Regions from separate parts of the Homo sapiens genome. Here region 2 is linked to region 1. A link is an interaction called in ENCODE POLR2A ChIA-PET data of the cell type or tissue named here. Cell type or tissue: GM12878. All regions are shown on one strand. Each heading gives the region's core, and the rest is flanking DNA. Links, peaks and the distances in the headings are about the cores only.

Region 1 (4,394 bases), core at 227-4,226:
GTCACAAAGGTGAGAACAGCATGGCTGCATGCTCATTATTTGCCAGCTCTTAGCTACATGATCACAGCTTATCTTAGGAATTTATCTGACTGACATCATCAGAATGCCTGTACATTAAGTGTGGGCCTCTTTCGCTCCCATCTGTAAAGAGATCCAGCATCTGCCAGGATCCCAAAGCAAACAGCCATCATTCCGCATCATAGCCCTCACACTGCCCTGCCCCATGCTGCACATTTTGGAGGCAAAAGCTGGACTGCTTAACCATCTCTGTCCCCAAGAGCCAGGCTGGATGGGGGTCTGTGGGGCTTTTAGGATCTTTGGTGTTCAGCACTAGCTTCTGGCCAAACACCTCCCAAGGGGAAGCAGAATCAATAAACCTTTCATAGAAAACCCCATCATGGGAAACCAAAGCTACGAAAGCGCCCTTAGAGTCTCTCATGCTTACGATTAAATCTCAGATAATACAATAATACCACATGCTGCATTTAATTGTGTGCTAAAAGCCTTAACTCAGGCTCTTAATGCTCCAGTGTACCATGAAAGTATTAGTGTTTTGAGCTGGGGATGAAAAGAGGACCAAGGCGGTTACCACATCAGAGAACTGTAGCTCAGCAAAGATGATGGTCAGCAGAGGAGGACTGCAGACATTCACACCCTCAATTTAGAGGAAATGAAAGGGGTTCTGGGAGCATGGATAGACTAGGTCTCTATCTGCGGGGTCCAGAAACCACCTGCCCTGGCTGCCCAGCCTGCCTTTGTTGCAAGGGGAAGCTTCTTGTGGCTAACAGGCAAGTATTGCCTCTGCTCTGGAGCAAATTTCCCTCTGGCCTTCAAGAGCTAACTTCACTGCAGGACTCTTCCATGAGGAAAATGCTAATGGGATGAAGCTGCATTCCTGCACGCAGTGTTCAATCAAAATGCTTCTCTGAGACTTCCAGCCTCACAGAATTTGAACTACCGAGAAAAAACGACCTCTCAAGTTCACGGTAGACCATTCCAGAATTGCCCACTTGAGGCAAGATGGAGGGACACCCAATCTAAACCCATTAAAAATCTGGTTCAAAGGAGACAGGGCAAGAGTATTAGGACCTGCAGTCATTTCTTTCCTGAGAATATGCCAAGAGAAGCTGCTGGGAGGCTGTGGTGCCAAGCCTGAATTCCCCACCTAAATCCTATAATGCAGCTTCCTGGCAACAATGTTAAGTTGCTTGTGGGGAGGAAGGCAGCTGGGCAGAAGTTTGGAAAACCTCATCTACAGAGACTGATGGTGGCTAGTTCCAGGAGTCCCCAGAACTCCAGCCAGGGATCACAAGATGAAAAACTAAAGCCTTGTCCCAGGAGTGGGAGAAGGTATACTGACAGCTACAGGGATGTTAAAATTTTCTAGCTGGGAAGAGCTCTTTGCAGAAACCCAAATGTGACTGAAAAGCTGTGAGCCAAATGGTTCCAAGCAGCTCTTCAACAAAGCAAGAAGCTTTCCTTTTTGGCCTAGGTTAAGACATTTGGTGATGATCCGTCCCTCATTCCTCTACAGCAGGACAGGTCTGGGGACCCTCATAGCTTTTTTACATTAATTACAGAGAAAATAAGCTCTGGGTTTTTGAAAGGGAAATAAAGTTTCCTTCCTGAAGCTCATCACTATTAGGAACATTCCAATGAGCTGCCTAAAGAGTCTGGAAATGAAGACTCCTACAGAAGGTGCCTGAGCCAGTGAAGATGAAGTAGTGAATTCTGCAACAAATCTTCTGGGCTAAAGCTCTGTGCCCCAGAGAGTTAAAGTATCTGCAAGGTGGAACTCTTCTCTGTCTTAAATGAACCTGTGGTGGTGCCTTCGCTTGCAAAAATGAGAACCATTCAACAGAAATCTTGGGGTTGAGGACTGAAACAATGAAGCAAGGCAGAGCTCAGTCATCTGCAATCCTGGGTATCGTAAGCACACGTGAGAGAGGTAGAGAAAGAGACATACACACTCCACTTTCCTAAGCTTTCTCTTGGCCTATTACTATGTTAACTTCAGATGAAGAACAATTCCTAAACTGATCTCAGGATACTTTTAGAGTTATTTTCACAGAGGAAGTGGTTAACCAAGTCTACGTGAGTTTCTATACCTGCCTACGTTTCATTTATGACAAAAATGGCAAAGGGCAGGGAATAGAAGGACTGCTCTGTTTCACTCACTTTCCAGTTTTGGGGGGTCAAAATGACCAATGTAAAGACTGCAAGTGTTAAGACAAGGACACATTTTACAAAAGGAGTACAAATAAAAAAGCCAACAAATCTAAGAAATGAAATCCCTCAAGGCACACAGGAAGCAGCAGTCCACAGTAAAGGAATAGATAAGTTATATGAAAGCCAAAAATACACTTTGCTGCAGGCTCCACTGGGAACTGACTCATGAATATGCAACAAGTGTATTTATGGCCTTCCCTATACGCCTCCCTCTTATCCTCTGCTAATCAAATACAGGACTGCCTCACAGGGCCTTTGGGCCTTGGCATGGGTAGTGGTTACAATGATTTCCCTGCATAGGTAGAATGAGGGGAAATCGAGAGAAGCCGCCCAATCGTGGTGAACCTGAACCTAGATTAAAGGAAAGCAGGGAACAAACACAGTGAAGCAAGTTGTGGTCAGGAACACTGGGCATATAGGTTAAAAACAAAACAAACACACACACGCATATATATAAATAAGTACTGAGGGCTGGGCGTGATGGCTCATGCCTGTAATCCCAGCACTTTGGGAGGCCGAGGCGGGCGGATCACCTGAGGTTAGGAGTTAGAGACCAGCCTGGCCAACACTGTGAAACCCCATCTCTACTAAAAATACAAAAATCAGCCGGGCATAGTGGCACGTGCCTATAATCCCAGCTACTCGGGAGGCTGAGGCAGGAGAATCGCTTGAACCTGGGAGGCGGAAGCTGCAGTGAGCTGAGATCAAGCCACTGCACTTCATCAGTCTGAGTGACACAGCAAGACCTGTCTCCTAAAAAGAAAAAAAGGATTATGCATGCGTGTGATATATATCTCTATATATATATCAAGGTATATATATAGCTACAGATATATATATCAAGGTATATATATAGCTATAGATATACATATCAAGGTATATATAGAGACATACATATATATATCAAGGTATATATATAGCTATAGATATATATATCAAGGTATATATATAGCTATAGATATACATATCAAGGTATATATAGAGATATACATATATATATCAAGGTATATATATCTTTAAGTATTTCCTTCTATAAAGTTGTAAAGACAGACCTCAGGGCAGGACTCACCGGGATCTGCTGGATCTCTCCTGTGTTAGTGATGATCTGCTGCATCACCTGCATGGTCTGTCCAGTGCCACTCTGGGCCTGTTGGGCTTGACCCTGTGGCTGAGCCTGGACAATCTGCACCTGCTGACCTTCTCCAACCTGCATTGTCACAGGTGTGGTCTGAAAGGAAGAGTTATGAGAATGCTGCGTGAGTTCAGGCTCAGAGCCCACAGGATTACCGAGAGGTTAATAACGAGCAATGTGCTGGGAGCAAACCCTCTCCATGAATGCCTAAGGTCATCTCAGTACTAGTAATAACCTACAGAGTCCTCTGGGTTTACAGCATTGCTGAAGTTACTCTCCAAAACGAAAGAAAAACCAAAAATATTTTTAGGCTCACAGTACAAATATTTGCATGGGTCCCAAACATAAATCTCTGTGCCCCAAATGCTGCAACTTTTCACAGCCCCTTTAGTGATAAGGCACATACACTACAGAAAAAATCAAAAGCAACCATGACCGTTTACTTCAGAAATAGCCAAAGTCAAGTCTGGGGCAGGTGAATTTGGAGGGGAACATTAAATGGAAAGGGTCAGTATGAATTTATTTAGTTCAGGGTCATGTGCTCTTTCTTAGGCATGTAAGACACTGAGAGAAAAATAAAGCACAGGGGTGCATCTCCAAGGCGGGCCCTAGTGCACGCTGGCTCTCACCCCATTCAAGCTGCAGAGCAATTCCTGCCCACACTGGCCAGATGGCTGCTCTGGACCACAGTATGGCTTCCCAAAGGAGAGCAAACACTGCTAACTCACTGGGCACTGTTAAGACACAGACTCTTAACTAAGTCTACCCCTAATTAATAGAATTTAAGAAAGCAAGAACTCTAACTTTCTAAAAATAGCAATCTCAGATTTAAGAAATTTCTGCCCAATGTGTATGACTTGGCAGATTCTGTCTCTCACACACAATGGTTGTAGTCCTATGAAATGTACTCTTTTGAGACGGTAAAGACACAAGCTGCCAAAAGGGTCAATTATTCTTTCAAATCTCAAACCTTTAGTACTGTTTGTGACTTTTACAGGTTACCTAGAGCAGTGAGCCTATCTGGGCTCATCTG
Region 2 (4,394 bases), core at 111-4,110, 52 kb after region 1:
AAATTAAAAATGTTAAAGTATATCATGGTCTATCAAAGAATATAAAGAACAAATACTACTCAAACATACACAAGCACATACACACATAATACCACTTTGCTGATGGGAAACAGTAAAGTCAGCACAGTTAAGATATTATTTTGGGTGTCTATAAACAATGATTCCTATTTTAGTCTTGTCAAATGCTTAAAATGACCCTGGAATCTTTGTTTATTAAATACAGGTTAGCTTGTGGACTCACTTTAAGAGCCAGGTCCAAACTTTTTTGGGAATTAGCTTGTTCTTGAAATATAATAACAAAAAAACAACAACAAAAAACACTAACTGGCTTGCAGGTGATGTGTTTGTATACCCTAAATTCCTCATAATGCATAAAAGTAACCTGGCTTTCTGGAATACCTCACAGGTGAACACCATTAGCTTCCTAGCTGGTTCTCAGCTTTCTGAATAAGCAACTAACTGGCTGAGGCAAGGTATCTTCAGATCCCAAAGGGACACTAAATCTGCTGCAGCAGACTTTCTAACCAACACACTTCAGGTAAAGACTTCTGAACCTCTTCCATGGCACATTTTCTCTGTTCCTTCTATACCCAAACAGCAAGCCTATACAGAAGTCCCAAAAAGAAAAGAAACATGAAAAATAAAAAGTGAAAACAACCTAGAGGAATAAAAGAAACATGCAACAAATTGAGTGGGAGTCAAATCTCCAAACTTGTACAAGCCTGTTCCTAAAAAGCTGAAAGACTTGGATTAGGGCACCTGAACTTACTGGGCCTCAATTTCCCCACTTTACAAGAAGGGAACTAGACTAGATCCCTAAGTGATTCCCATCAGCCTAATTTAGATGTATTCAAACTCTGTATGCATATATTATCAGTAATAAGGATAGGCAAAAATCATTCCATTCATGAAGACAGCCATGTTCAACTTTTAATACATTTTTTGGGTTACTGAAGCTCCTACAAAAGTATTTAGCCTCTTTAAAAGGGAGACCTCATCTTGTTTTAAAAACAAAAGCCCAAAGTGACCACGATTGCTGTTTTTAAACCTACACATCCCTGGAACTGGAATTTTATTTGGTAAAGTCAGTATCAATTTTGCCAAACCTCATTCTGTCTGAATATGATTCTTCCAATGCACAGATAGGAAGCAGACACCAATGCTGACTGACCATGCCTGAGAGGAAGTGACTTAATAGGACAGGAAATCAAACATCACAAAATATCAACCCCACCCCTGGGGGGGAAAAAAGGAAGTCCTAAAAATAGATGACACTGGGCATGCAGACTAGATTAAAAGAAACCCCCATGAGTTTCCACCAATTATGTTAGAAAGGTATCTCATAGTAGGTATCAACTGTGTGAAATTTATGTTAGATTTCTGATGAGAGATCAATTATTTTTTTTTAAAGTGTTCATCCCACAATTGGGCACAATGGCTCATGCCTGTAATCCCAGTGCTTGTAATCCCAGCACTTTGGGAGGCCAAGGCAGGAGGATCACTTGAGTCCAGGAGTTTGAGATCAGCCTGGGCAACAAATCAAGACCCCGTCTGTATTTAAAAATAAAAATAAAAATAAATAAATAAAAAAAAATTAGTTGGGCACGGTGGCACATGCCTGTAGTCCCAGCTACTCAGGAGGCTGAAGTAGGAGGATTGCTTGAGCCCAGGAGGTGGAGGCTGCAGTGAGTCATGATCATGCCACGGCACTCCAGCCTGGCACACCAGCCTTGGCAACAGAGCGAGACCTCGTCTGCAAAAAAAAAAAAAAAAAAAAAAAAGGCATTAATCCCAACATTTACTTGCTTACTATACAGCAGGCTATAATTACCTCCCATGCTTGAAAATTGACAGGATAATCACAAAGCAAACAAAAAAAAAAATGGTTCCAGTTTACTTTATAAATATTTGGTATACAAACTAAATATGTAACCTCTGCTTGGTAAACATCTGCAACCATTACAACTTACCTGCATTGTAATGCAAATCTCATAATGCAAATGGAACAGGCTTCCAGATTTTATTCTGAGAGGTTCCTAAATCTAACAAGAGTTTTTTAAAAATCAGCATACCCATTTCATCCTATTCTGAGAGGTCCTTAAATTTTGACAAAGGGGTTAAAATTCTTTCACAAGGATCTTGATGAGTAAAGGACTGGTGGTCTCAACATATGCATTAAATAAATAGGGTCATGTCAGCATAAATAGGAATATGCAGGTGAAGGCAGTTTAAAAAGAAATGTGTCAGGTTTAAACTAACTCCTTTTTACAAATATTAAAATACTGGCATTTTTTTCTTTGATGCCACACCTATCTTCATAAACGTTTCATCCCCCAAATAGTCTGGATTAGTAACAACTAATATTATGTAGCTCTTCACAATTTGCAAAGTACTTTGACACACATGATCTCATTCAAGACTCGCCACTAAATCAGACACTATTTTTAGGTTCCATTTTTACATGTGAGGAAGCTAACACTAAATAGCTGACTTGCCCAAACCTACAAAGCTGGTGATAAAGGTGAGTGGGGCTTGAACACAGATCTCTTGACTTTAAATGGTCTGTACCATGCTGCCTCAAATACTGTGATCAGAGTAAATAAATGTCCATATCTCTAGACCCCATCTAAGCCTCCCCCACTTACACACACAGCCACCCATGGCCTAAATTAGAGTTAGCTCTCTAGAAGGTCTTTGCTCTTTCTGGAAGCAAAGTTTTCTTCATTTGTCTAGTAAACATTTATCTGGCTGAAGTGTTAAATACCATTTGACATACACTAAAAAATAACTTAGTCATCAAAGGTTTTGTACAGGCATGCCCATGTGCATTTTTCCAGGTAGTGGGTCATTCTCAAAGAGAATGGTGAAGAACCTCGGCTAGAGGCAGTGACTGGGCATCTTTCCAAGAAGCCAAATCCACAAAGTTCTCAAGTTTATAGTTTACTTCATACTGTACCACACCTTCACTTTTGCCTCCCCTGCTGCAGGCCTTCTCCTAGGGCCAACAGGGTCAAGTCAGCACCTACAACTGTTTTTAAAATCATATATATAATCTGGAACAACTGATAACATATAAATAATCAATGACAAACAAATAAATTTAAATCAAAATAACTACCTCTTAAAATGTAATCCTTAACACATACTTCTTCATCTTAGGACTTAAATTCCCAGAATGAACATTTTCTTATTATAAGCATTCTAATTCCCCAAAACTTTCACAAATACAACTACTCTGAACTCCTAAAATACTATCTATCCCCTTCACTAAGAACCCTCTAGATTACAAAGAAGACAAGGTAGCATGCAAGGAATTCTGAATCTGTTAGGCAGTTCACTCAGCTATCATACCAAAAGAATTTAGAATTTTTTGCTGGGGGGAGGGAAGTAAAAAGAGTGGGAGAGAGAATGAATGCAGCCCTATTGTCTTATTCCCTGAAAATTCCTAATCTGAATCTATAACATATTCCTACTAACCACTCGACTTGAATATCAGAAGTACAGTCTCTTTTCATCTTAAATAGAGCTTTTCAGTCCAAATCTGTATAAACAAACTTTGTCCTTCAATCTTTCAACTCCCCAGCAGTTTTTCAAGGTCACTTTTGCAAGCAACGACAGAGGCCTGCATCCAGGAACTTTGACTTGCTATATCATTACAACTCCAAGAGCCCCGAATCTAAATCCTATCAGTCCTCTAAGGTAAATCCTTTATTAGAGGGGAAGCTAGGGAAGGCAAATCGACACCCTCGAAACTTCTCCTCTAATAGGGCCTGCTCCTTTTCCGTACCCAGAGACTAAGTGCTGCTGGCTGACGGCTCCACACTGAGTCTGCTGCAGAAATGTTCCAATGACCTTCATTCCATATTTGCAAATAAAAAGAAAACAAAGAATTGCATTTTAAAATCAGGTGTATTATAGATCTTAGTATGTGGGATTGAAGATTTCACTGTTCATGAGAACTGGCTGGTTACTGATTAGCAACCTACATTAGCTTTATATCCATAAAGAGAAAAATATATACATATCAAGGGCAAAAGATAGGGTGCCTATACTCTTAACTTTCCTATTCACAAACTGCAGGATTTTAAATATTTAATACGGAAAAATGGAAAGCACTTTGCTCACATCATTTTAAAGAACTAAATCAACACCTGACAAAATGTGTGAAATCTGTGGAAAAATATTTGCTCATCACTGTCAATATAAGTGAAGATATTTCTAACCAGCATTCTAAGCTAAAATGTGCATTAAAAACAAAGATTGTTACTACATTAACTACTACTTATTAGAATCTAGAGGTAGACTGGTAAATCAAGAAAGTTATGGGAAAATTTCACACTGGCATGTGGGCCTTCACCATTAGAACCTGCAGCAGTGCAAATCGTATTTTCACA

What was found. ChIA-PET counts read pairs that join two places held together with the same protein. Peaks named below come from ENCODE experiments on the same cell type or tissue, not always from the same donor. Only the 100,000 strongest peaks of a DNase experiment are listed, where the experiment ranks them.
Region 2: POLR2A ChIA-PET joins it to region 1 with 5 read pairs; 7 of 35 experiments call an interaction of 5 or more read pairs at or near these places.

Annotation. Positions count from the first base shown.
Region 1 is chr1:40,761,951-40,766,344 of GRCh38, reverse strand. It overlaps NFYC (nuclear transcription factor Y subunit gamma), which reads right to left. Exons shown (of 10, transcript NM_014223.5): 7 at 3,299-3,457. Among named protein-coding and RNA genes, the nearest start is that of MIR30C1, 6.9 kb to the right of the region's middle. RefSeq lists enhancers at 1,832-1,931, 2,032-2,081. In GM12878, for the core only: no CTCF peak of the experiment used is centred there; DNase peaks (open chromatin) are centred at 2,004 and 3,644; H3K4me3 peaks cover 1,709 bases; H3K27ac peaks cover 2,986 bases.
Region 2 is chr1:40,710,046-40,714,439 of GRCh38, reverse strand. The region is part of intron 1 of NFYC (nuclear transcription factor Y subunit gamma); the gene reads right to left. Among named protein-coding and RNA genes, the nearest start is that of NFYC-AS1, 20 kb to the right of the region's middle. RefSeq lists an enhancer at 1-17. In GM12878, for the core only: no CTCF peak of the experiment used is centred there; a DNase peak (open chromatin) is centred at 2,531; H3K4me3 peaks cover 2,282 bases; H3K27ac peaks cover 3,868 bases.